2 separate regions of the Homo sapiens genome follow, and region 2 is linked to region 1. A link is an interaction called in ENCODE POLR2A ChIA-PET data of the cell type or tissue named here. Cell type or tissue: HepG2. All regions are shown on one strand. Links, peaks and the distances in the headings refer to the core of each region. The heading gives the core; the rest is flanking DNA. Region 1 holds the start of LOC105378675 (a long non-coding RNA gene). Region 2 has its middle 23 kb from the start of ZNF684.

Region 1 (5,378 bases), core at 319-5,318:
TTCCTAGTCTAGCAGGATACTAAAGACTTGGGAATTTATCCTCAGGCCAATGGCAACCCCTAAAGGGTTTTAAGCAGAAAAGGCAAGATCAGATTTCCCCAGAATGTTAGGGTCTATGGCCCTCAGGCAGAGCCTTCTTGGGAGTGACTTTTTGCCCTCTCCTACCCTTTTCCCTGTGCAGCAGCCTCGGTCCCAGGGAACCGGTTGTTTATGTGGCTGGCCCCAGGAGGGAGGACAGCCAGTCCCAGTCCCTCCAGCTCCTTCTCTCTGGTCTAAGCTGTATCGTGGCCTTGTTGACAAAGCTCAGCCCTTGGGGCCAGGTTCTCCCAACCTCCCTGGGGAGCCAGAGGGCAAGAGGCAGGGTTTTGCACCAGGCTGCTCTGTGCCCACATCCCAGCTCTGCAGTTCCTGAGCTGGGTAATCTCTGGGAAGGCATACCCGTCTCTGAACTTCTGTGTCCTCAACTATAAAATGGAGTTGATGATATCTCTAGGAAAACGATAAAGTGAAATTCCACATGGAAACCATAAACCCTATCTGGATGTCAGTTGGCATTTTTACTCTGTTGTGTGGGGGCTGACATCAACTCTGGGCCGGGCCCAGGGCTGGCTGGGGGTGGGAGCAGGGCTGGTTTCAAGAGTCAGTGGTCACGCAGGGCCCTGCGCCTAGAAGGACCCCACACTTAATGTTCTGCTGACACCGTCTTAAAATTTTTAGTAACTTTGAACAAGGGGTCCTGCATTTTCATTTAGCACTGGGCTCTGCATATTATATAGCCCCACAAATCGGGTAGGGGTAGGAAGAGGCAGGGAGAGACATGGATCTGCAAATGGTTCCCAAGGATGAGGTGGAGGGCATTACTAACTGTCCCAAGGTGGGTGGGATGTTAATAAGAATAACACTTATTTAGTGCTTACTGTGTGCTAGTTCTCTGCCCATCGCTTTACATGCTCATCTTTAAACAGTCCTATGAGGTAGGTACTATTATCATCTCTGTGGTATAGATGAGGAAACTGAGGTGACCTAGCCAAAGTCGCACAGCTATCAAGTGGCAGAGCTGGGATTCAAAACCAGGTTGTCCAACTGCAGAGCAATGCTTACACCAGGGAAGTCTCCACCTAGGAGGAGCGACCACCTGCCCTGGGTTTGGAGGATAACTTGGAGTTTGCCCAAGAGGAAGAAGTGCAGTGGAGAAGGGAGGACTCTCTCACCTGGGAAGTGTCCAGGCTAAGGGCATGATGCTTGGCCAGGAGATGGGGAGCCAAATCCTGGTGCCTTCTGGGGTTGAGAGAAGGTAACCTTTGCATTTCATGGTCCTGATTTGCCAAGCTCAGAGCCCCTTGTCACTCTGCCCCTAGGTCCTGCTGCTACCATGGCTCCTCAAGTTGCCCCAACCCCTCTTCCCACCTTTTTGCCCCCTCCCTCCCTACCTCCCGGGTAATCTCGTTTACTTCTCTTGATTTTAATGATCTCTTCTGGGTTGAAGATCTGCAGGTCTGGCTGGGTGCGGTGGCTCACACCTCCTCAAAGTGCTGGTAATCCCAGCATTTTGAGAGGCTGGGGCAGGCGGATCACTTGAGCCCAGGAGTTCAAGACCAGCCTGGGCAACATGGCGAAACCCCATCTCTACAAAAAAAATACAAAAATTAGCTGGGCATGGTGGCGCTTGCCTGTATTCCCAGCTGCTTGGGGGGCTGAGGTGGGAGGATCGCTTGAGCCTGAGAAGTTGAAGCTATAGTGAGCCATGTTCATGCCACTGCACTCCAGCTTGGGTGACAAAGCGAGACCCTGTCTCAAAAAAAAAAAAAAAAAGAAGCCCCAACAATCTGCAGGTGTGACTGCTTCCTGGCCCACACTTAGATGTCTCACAATCAGCTTCAGTTCAGGTCCAGACCCAGCTCCTGACTCTCCCACCTGCACCTGCTCTGCCTTTAAGGTCCCCGGTTCATCTCTGGCATCGCCGTCCTCCCACCTGGTCAAGCTAGAAAGCTGAAAGTTCTCCTGGATACGCCCCTCTTCCCGTCCCACACCCCTATAACCAGTCCTCAGCAAGCCCTGTTAGTCCTCCTGAATCTCTGCCTTGAGTCCGTGGACCCTCTCGCTGCCCACCACCCCCTCCAGGCCACCATTGGCTCTCACCTGGGCCACTGTGACAGCTTCCTACCTGGTCTCCTGACATTTGTTCTTGCCCCGCTTTCTTTCATGGTCTTCTTAGGATAAACGTTGGATTGTGTCATTTCCCTGCTTAGGACCCTTCCAAGCCTTCTTGGAATGAAAGCCAGATGCACTGACGCAGTCTCCGAGGCCCTGTGGGATCTGGTCCTTGCCTACCTTTTTGTGTCTTCTTCTGCCACTCTCCCTCAGCTGCAGGACTTCCACACGTGTTGTCCCCAATCCTGGAATGCACGCCCCCTCTTGGGGCCCTGCTAACTCCTACTTATCCTTCAGATAGATACCAGCTCGAACGTCATTTCCGCAGGGAAGCCTAAAAACCAGACAGTAAACAGCACCCTGCTCCAGAGGACCTTGTACTTCTTCATAACATTCAGCACACTCAAATCGCTTTTCCCTCATGTCTATTTCATGCTAGGCTGTGAACTCTGTGGGCTCAGGAATCCGTTTTGCCTCACCCCGGCACATAGTAGGTACACAGTGAGCTGTTAGATGAATGAAGGGACTAGATGAGGAGTGCTGCAGCCTCCTAACTGGTCCTTGCCTCCAGGCCTGCCTTTTCCAGCCCTTTCTCCAAGCAGCCCCAGAACAATCTTTCTAAAACACAGAACTGACCCCGTCACCCCCTGCTACTTAAAATACTTCAATAGCTCCCTGTCACTGACAGGAAAAGGCCTCGGCTTCTTATCATGGTATTCAAAGCCCTTTATGATGTGCGCCTGACTGCCTGTCTTCCCTGCTTCCCCGCCACACTTTGAACTCCAGTCCCTCTAAGACACCAGGCTGTTTTGGGTCTCTGTGCATCTGCACTTGCTGTTCCCTTTGCTTGTAATGCCTCCCCACCCCTACTTTGTCTCCATGGAGAATGTCCTTAATTCTTCAAAATCGGCTCAGCTGCTACCTTCGCTGTGAAGCCTGTGGAGCCCTTCCGCTCCTCCCCAGGCAGAGTTAGCCCACCCTCCCTCTGCCACATCTGTGCAAAGTCTACATCTCTTACTCGCTGTCTCCCACTGCACTGGGCTTCTCCGACGTAGGCACAGTGATTATTTTTTCAGGATTGTTCATCTGCGTACCTCCGGCTCCCAGCTTCTCTCTTGTCTTAATTAGGTCTTTGCTTATATACAGAAACCCACTCAAACCAGCTTCAGTAATAAAGAAGGGCTTATTACAAGGACAGAAGGGATTCCCTGGAACTAAGGGGAAGGAAAACCATTAGCTTCAGGAAGGCGGGACCTGGAGGGCCAAGGGAACTTGAAGCAGCCATTCTCTGCACCCTGCCTTTCTGTATCCACAGACTGGATATCTCTGCCTTTTCAGGCACCAAGCCACCTATAGTTCCTGTATTGTGTCCCTTGGTTTCAGCCACATGGAGAGAGAGAACTTGGGGCTTGGCAGATCCAATCCCAAACTCCCAGGAGAGGATCTGATTGGCTCAGAGTGAGGCAGGTGCCCACCCTGGTCCAGTCATCTGTAGCCTACTGGGAAGGATCAAAGAGACATGCAAACAGGGTTCTCAGTGCCCCGCTCAGAGAAGGGGGATCTTCGTTAGCTTCCAAACACATCTCCTGGAATTCTTAGAGTGCCGATGTGGGTGCAGGCAGTTGGGCCTGAGCCCCAAACTTCCATCTGGACAGCAGCTGGAGAAAAAAGGCCTGGAATTGTGACTTAAAGGAGAGTCTTTTCCTGGGCAGCAGTGCTCAGGACAGGCTCTGAAGAACCTGTCAAATGTCATTCAGAGGCCTGAGGAGAGAGAGGGAGAAGAAAGCCTGAATTTTCTCACCTTGCTTTGGAGTGAGGAGAGAGGGAAGAGGAAGCCAGGAACAGGCAGAAGAGTTTTTCCCCACGAAAATCTTCATCCTCCAAGATGTAACTCTTTTCATCAGTGAAAAACCAAACCATGTCTACCTCACCTTCCCCCTGTCACTCATTCTTGACCTGTATTGATTCTGTTCTTTGTGCTTCCCTGGTAATAAACATTTTTTTTAAGCACTTACTCTGTGCCAGACATTGTGTTCACACATTTCATTTAATCTTCACTTCTATAAGATGGGTACTATTATTATTCCCATTTTATTTTATTTTTTTAAAACATATAAATTTTATTTTATTTTAGAGACAAGGTCTCACTTTGTTGCCCAGGCTGGAGTGCAGTGACTTGAACACAGCTCACTGCAGTCTCAACTTCCTAGGCTCAAATGATCCTCCCAAGAAGTTGGGACTACAGGTGCACACCACCATGCCTGGCTAATTTTTTTTTTTTTTTTTTTTTTTTGAGACATTGTCACATTCTGTCACCCAGGCTGGAGTGCAATGGCTGGGTCACGGCTCACTGCAGCTTTGAACTCCTGGGCTCAGGTAATCCTCCCACCTCAGCCTCCCTGGTAGCTAGGACCACAGGCTCATGCCACCATGCCCAGCTCAGTTTTGTATTTTTTTGTAGAGACAGGGTTTCACCCTGTTGCCCAGATTGGTCTCCAACTCCTGGGCTCAAGCAATCCTCCCATCTTGGCCTCTGAAAGTGCTGGGATTACAGGTGTGATTCACGACACCCAGTCTGTCATCTCATTTTACAGACAAGGAAACTGCAGTTTAGGCATTTACAGGCTAGATTTTAAAGCTCTTCACCTCTCTTAATCTCGGTGATTTGCTGATTTGTCTGCTTGCTGTTTGGGATTGTGAAGGTCTCACGGGCAGATAGCAGGTTACCATCCTGCCTCTTTCCCCACTGCCCAGCAAGGGCTGCCAACTGTGGAACAGATGGATGCAGGTAGAGTAGAAAAGGTGTCTGGGTGGACGTCAAGTCTCTGACGTGTGGATCTCCCCTGTGTAGCTAGCTCTGTGACTATGGACACGTCTCATCCTTTCTGAGCCTCACATTTCTCATTCAGAAACGGGGAAGATAATTCCTGCTCTGAGGCTCATATTAGATGGTGGCCGTTATGACAATTTGTGAATAGGAAAGGACCAAGGAATTTCTAAAAGATTGTTATTACCAGAATAGGCTGTAGCAACAGGGCACTAGCGGGGCACTGTGCCCGAACTCCTGCAAGAGGTGGACAAGCCTAGAGCTTCCCAATATGTGGAGTGGGACCAGGGATGACTTTCAGTGCCATTTCTTAACATTAGCTCACGTAGTGAGAAAGTTGGTTCCCTCTCAACGATATCAAGTCCAAGATTGTCCAAGGGAGAACATGTCAGTGTAGTTT
Region 2 (5,378 bases), core at 69-5,068, 100 kb after region 1:
AACCATATGTGTTGCTTAGGAGTTTGGGATCCGTTTTCGTTTTTTTTTTTTTTTTTTTTTTTTTTTGTTCTGGAGGCAGGGTCTCGCGCTTTGTGGCCCAGACTGGAGTGCAGTGGTGTGATCATGGCTCACTGTAGTCTCAACCTCCTGGGCTCAAGCAATCCTCCTACCTCAGCCTCCTGAGTAGCTGGGACCACAGGTGCATACCACCATGCCCAGCTGATTTTTTTTGTTTTTTGTAGAGACAGGGTCTCCCCGTGTTGCCCAGGCTGGTCTCGAACTCCTGGGCTCAGACAGTCCTCCAGCCTCAGCCTCCCAAAATGCTGAGATTACAGGCATGAACCACCGCGCCTGGCCCAAAACCTTTCTAATAAATTTTACTGACAGTCTTTTGATCCTCATTTTCACAAAATGTAAAGTTTTCATTTGATCCAGAAGATATCATTCGTATTTTCAAGGCAATTTGTAGATGCTTGGACCATCTTATAGACTAACAAGTGCAAACTTAGCTGCATTCACACCTCAATAGAGCAGCTGAGCATTAAAATACCCTTCATAAGAACTGGTAGTTTTGCCAATAAGTAGGCAGGTGTTTTATCAACTGAAATTGTTTTATAGGATTACTTAAAAGCCAGTACTTTCCTTCCCGGTTATTGCGCTATAAAACATATGAATAAGGATGTGCTAGATCTTTGAGTATGGTTATTTGTATTTATTATGGTTCTAAGAAGAAAAAGTAAGTTGCATTGTGAGATGTCACAGAGTAAAATTCACTGTCTTTTGTAAAGCTTTGAAATAATTTACTAGTGGTTTTTCAGTCTTGAAATTCACGCATCAGCATAATGAATGTTTAGTCTGTAATAATTGTAACCCTTGTTTTTTAAAACTATATTATATGTTACTTAAAGGCAGATTTAAAACATATATTCTAGGCTGGACACGGTGCCTCACACCTGTAATCCCAACACCTTGGGAGGCTGAAGTGGGCGGATCACAAGGTCAGGAGTTTGAGACTAGCCTGGCCAACATGGTGAAACCCTGTCTCTACTAAAAATACGAAAATTAGCGAGGCGTGGTGGCACGCACCTGTAATCCCAGCTACTCAGGAGGCTGAGGCAGGAGAATCTCTGGAATCTGGGAGGCGGAGGTGCAGTGAGCCAAGATTGCACCACTGCACTCCAACCTGAGCGACAGAGCGAGACTCTGTCTCAAAAAAACAAACAAACAAACAAAAAAACATAAATTCTGAATAGCTATCCACTCTCTCAATCTTGTACCTGAATCATCACAAACCCATTCATTGCAGTACAGTGAATTAATGCAAAATTACTAAATCTAGAGACATAGCAACTTAAGAACCAAAGCTGATCAGAGTAAATTCCCAGTAATTAGATATGTTCACATAGTAGCAATCATTTTCAATCCTTAATTAAGACAAGTTTTTGGGAACTGGTTGTGAAAATGAACGTATTTAAGTTGGTCTCCAAAATACAGAGACTTTTAGCATTTTGACTTAGTTTGAATATAGGGAGCTTGACAATATTTTGCTAAGGAGTTTGCTTTACAAATTTACTCAGGTACACACATAAAATTGGCTTTGTTCTTAGTTAATAATGAATAACCATACCAGTTACATTGTTATTTTGTAAAATTTATTTCTAAATAGAATAGAAACTTCTTACTGTTTAAATGCTTAAAACCATAGTTTTTAATGCCCAACCCTAGAGTTTATTTTAGCTATGAGAAAAGAAGCAAGATCAAGTGCATGTATGACTATACCACCTCAGACCATACTGAAAAATCATCTGCAGTGTTAAAATACCTCATATCTATAATGATCCTACATTGAATAATACAGACACACGTAAATTAGTTGCTGATATAAATGAAACCTCTAAGCCTACGATCTACTTGATTTTACATATAGAAAGTATGATCTCTGGTTCTTCTCCATATTCTTCTCTTCTAGAATGTGTGTGCAGTATAGTTGTATTATCTATTCACTTGGCTAAAGATTTTCTCTGACTGCTGCATATTCTTTTTATATAATAATTGCATCAGCAACTGTAAGCCTCTTATCTTGCCCAATAGTTTGACAGCTTGTATTTCTAGGCTAGAATACTTAAATTATGACTTTTTTCCTAGGCTGTGGATGGTTGTTATCATCACCATTCATCCATGGAAAGGAAATTTGGGCCGGACGCGGTGGCTCACGGCTGTAATCCCAGCACTTTGGGAGGCCAAGGAGGCGGATCACCTGAGGTCAGGAGTTCAAGACCAGCCTTGCCAACATGGTGAAACCTCGTCTCTACTAAAAATACAAAAACTAGTCGGGCATGGTAGCAGGCCCCTGTAATCCCAGCTAGTCGGGAGACTGAGGCAGGAGAATTGCTTGAACCCAGGAGACGGAGGTTGCAGTGAGCCAAGACCACGGCATTGCACTCCAGCCTGGGCAACAAGAGTAAAACTCCATCTCAAAAAAAAGAAAAATAAAATAAAATTTGATGTAAACAACAAACATTTCGGCCGGGTGCAGCGGCTCACACCTGCAATCCCAACACTTTGGAAGGCTGAGGTGGGTGGGTCACCTGAGGTCAGGAGTTCGAGACCAGCCTGGCCAACATGGGGAAACCCCGTCTCTACTAAAAATACAAAAATTAGCCAGGCATGGTAGCGCATGCCTGTAATCCCAGCTACTCGGGAGGCTGAGGCAGGAGAATCACTTGAACCTGGGAGGCAGAGGTTGCAGTGAGTTGAGATGGCGCCATTGCACTCCAGGCTGGGCGACAAGAGTGAAACTTTATCTCAAAAAAAAAAAAAAAAAAGGAAAAAGAAAACAACAAACATTTCAAGTACACCTCCCACCACTGCAAAGGGAATAACATTTCATTTGCTCTCTCTCTCTCTCTCTATATATATATAAAATTTTTATTTTCTGATAAGAAAAGTGCTAAGGCCAGGCACAGTGGTTCACACTTGTAATCCTGGCATTTTGGAAGGCTGAGGTGGGCAGATCCCTTGAGCCCAGGAGTTCGAGACTAGCCTGGGCAACATGGTGAAACCCCCTCTCTACCAAAAAATACAAAAATTAACTGGGCATGGTGGTGTGTGCCTGTAGTCCCAGCTACTCAGCAGACTGAAGTGGGAGGATCACCTGAGCCCAGGGAGGTCCAGCCTGCAGTGAGCCCTATTTGCACCTCTGCTCTCCAGCTGCAGTGAGCCCTATTTGCACCTCTGCTCTCCAGCTGCAGTGAGCCCTATTTGCACCTCTGCTCTCCAGCCTAGGCAATAGAGTGAGACCCTGTCTCAAAAAAAAAAAAAAAAAAAAAGTAAATATTATATATAATTAGAGAAGATGTAGAAAAAGTACAAAATACATAATCACATCACCCAAAAGTTACTACTATTTACATTTTGGAACACATATGTATATAAAACTTTTTTAAATTGGGATATTCTCTGTAACTTTTTAAATATTTTTCAATTAAAATATCATGAACATTTCCCTTATTAGGGAAGAAGAGTCACCAAGCCCTAACTAGTTTTTATTTGCCTTTCAATCATAGCACGTATGTTGATGCAAAGACCTATTCATTCCCCCATCCTAAATTCCTTTAGAATATAATGCTAATTAATTTTCTTCCAGAAGTCTCTGCGAAGTATCATGATTAATTTTTCTCAACTAAATATAGGAGTTCCCTAGTTACATGCTGCTTGACCTCCTGTAGGTTTACTCCTACATATGTAGCTACGGCAGTGAAACAGGATGAGTTATATTTATAAATCTATTTACCTGCAGAAATGCCTCTTTTCCTGTACTAAATGCTTAAAGTAATACAGAACACAGCTGCTTTCTTTCTTCAGTATCTTGTTAATCAGGATTAAATATATCTATATGCACAAGTACATACACACACACCCCGTTTGTGGTTTGCATGGGGAAGAAAACATATTACAATGCTCTCAGCTGAGCCAGAGGCAGTAGAAGACTACGTGACTGTCCCTGACTTCTTTTATCTAAAAGGAGGTTCGAGAATGCTCAGTAACAACTGCCACATCTATTGACTGGCACCAGGAAATGGTCAGAAATGAAGTTCATAGAAATGAACTTCATACTAGATAATAAATCATATTATTTCACTTACAATCAGCAATTATGCAAATGGTGGTTTTTAGGATTTGAAGAGACAAGGTGTTTACCAGAGACTCTTTTTTTTTTTTTTTTTTTTTTTGAGATGGAGTCTCACTCTGTCCCCCAGGCTGGAATGCAGTGGCATGATATCGGCCCACTGCAACTTCCATCTTCCAGGTTCCAGCAATTCTCCTGCCTCAGCCTCCTGAGTAGCTGGGACTACAGGCACCCACCATCACGCCCGGCTAATTTTTGTATTTTTAGTAGAGACGGGGTTTCACCATGTTGGCCAGGCTGGTCTCAAATTCTTGACCTCAGGTGAGCCACCACACCTGGCCAGAAACTTTTAATAGACACAATTTTGGGAGCATTTTAAAAAATTGTGGTAAAATGTAAATAAGATTTAAGATTTTAACCATTTTTAAGTGTATCATTCACTGGCACTAAGTACAGTCATGATGTTGTACAACCATTATCATAATAGATAAAATTTTGTATAAAGTACATGACATATTTCAAACCTATAGTTATATAAATTTTGAAGCAATGCAGATATTTCTATAATTTGTATAAAAAAATCGGGGCAGTGCATACATGTAATTATAGTCCATCTGAAGCCTCATATTCAATTCCTCACAATTTCCTAAGCTTTATACTCTACATTAAAATTGTCTACTTATAACTCAAAATTTTCTGTAATCTTTTCAATAAAATCAGTAATATCACTTACGAAAACAAGAAATAACGAGTGTTGGCAAGGATGTGGAGAAATTGGAACCCTTGAACGCTAAGGTGGGAATGTAAAATGGTCAAGCTGCTATGGAAAACAATATGAAGGCTTCTCAAATAATTAAAAATAGAGCTACCATAAGATGCAGCAATCCCACTTCTGGGTATTTATCCAAAAGAATTGAAAACAGGATCCCAAAGGGATAGTTGCTGTCCCGTGTTCATAGTAGCATTATTCACAATAGCCAAGAATTGCAAACAACCTAAATGTCCATCAATGGTTGAATAAAGACAATGTGGGATATAAATACAATGGAATAATTCAGCCTTAAAAAAGAAGGAAATTCTGTCATAAGCTACAATGTGAATGATCCTTAAGAATTAGGGTAAGTCAGCTGGACAGGGTGGCTCACACTTACAATCCCAGAACCTCAGGAGGCCGAGGCAGGAGGATCACTTGAAGCCAGGAGTTTGAGACCAGCCTGGGCAACAAAACAAGACCCAGTCTGTACCAAAA

Evidence for each region. ChIA-PET counts read pairs that join two places held together with the same protein. Peaks named below come from ENCODE experiments on the same cell type or tissue, not always from the same donor. Only the 100,000 strongest peaks of a DNase experiment are listed, where the experiment ranks them.
Region 2: POLR2A ChIA-PET joins it to region 1 with 6 read pairs; 3 of 35 experiments call an interaction of 5 or more read pairs at or near these places.

The regions. Positions count from the first base shown.
Region 1 is chr1:40,656,813-40,662,190 of GRCh38, reverse strand. The region is part of intron 1 of RIMS3 (regulating synaptic membrane exocytosis 3); the gene reads left to right. It overlaps LOC105378675 (a long non-coding RNA gene), which reads right to left and starts at 4,158. Exons shown (of 2, transcript XR_947238.3): 1 at 2,140-4,158. In HepG2, for the core only: no CTCF peak of the experiment used is centred there; a DNase peak (open chromatin) is centred at 2,470.
Region 2 is chr1:40,551,783-40,557,160 of GRCh38, reverse strand. No RefSeq gene overlaps it. Among named protein-coding and RNA genes, the nearest start is that of ZNF684, 23 kb to the right of the region's middle. In HepG2, for the core only: no CTCF peak of the experiment used is centred there; no DNase peak of the experiment used is centred there.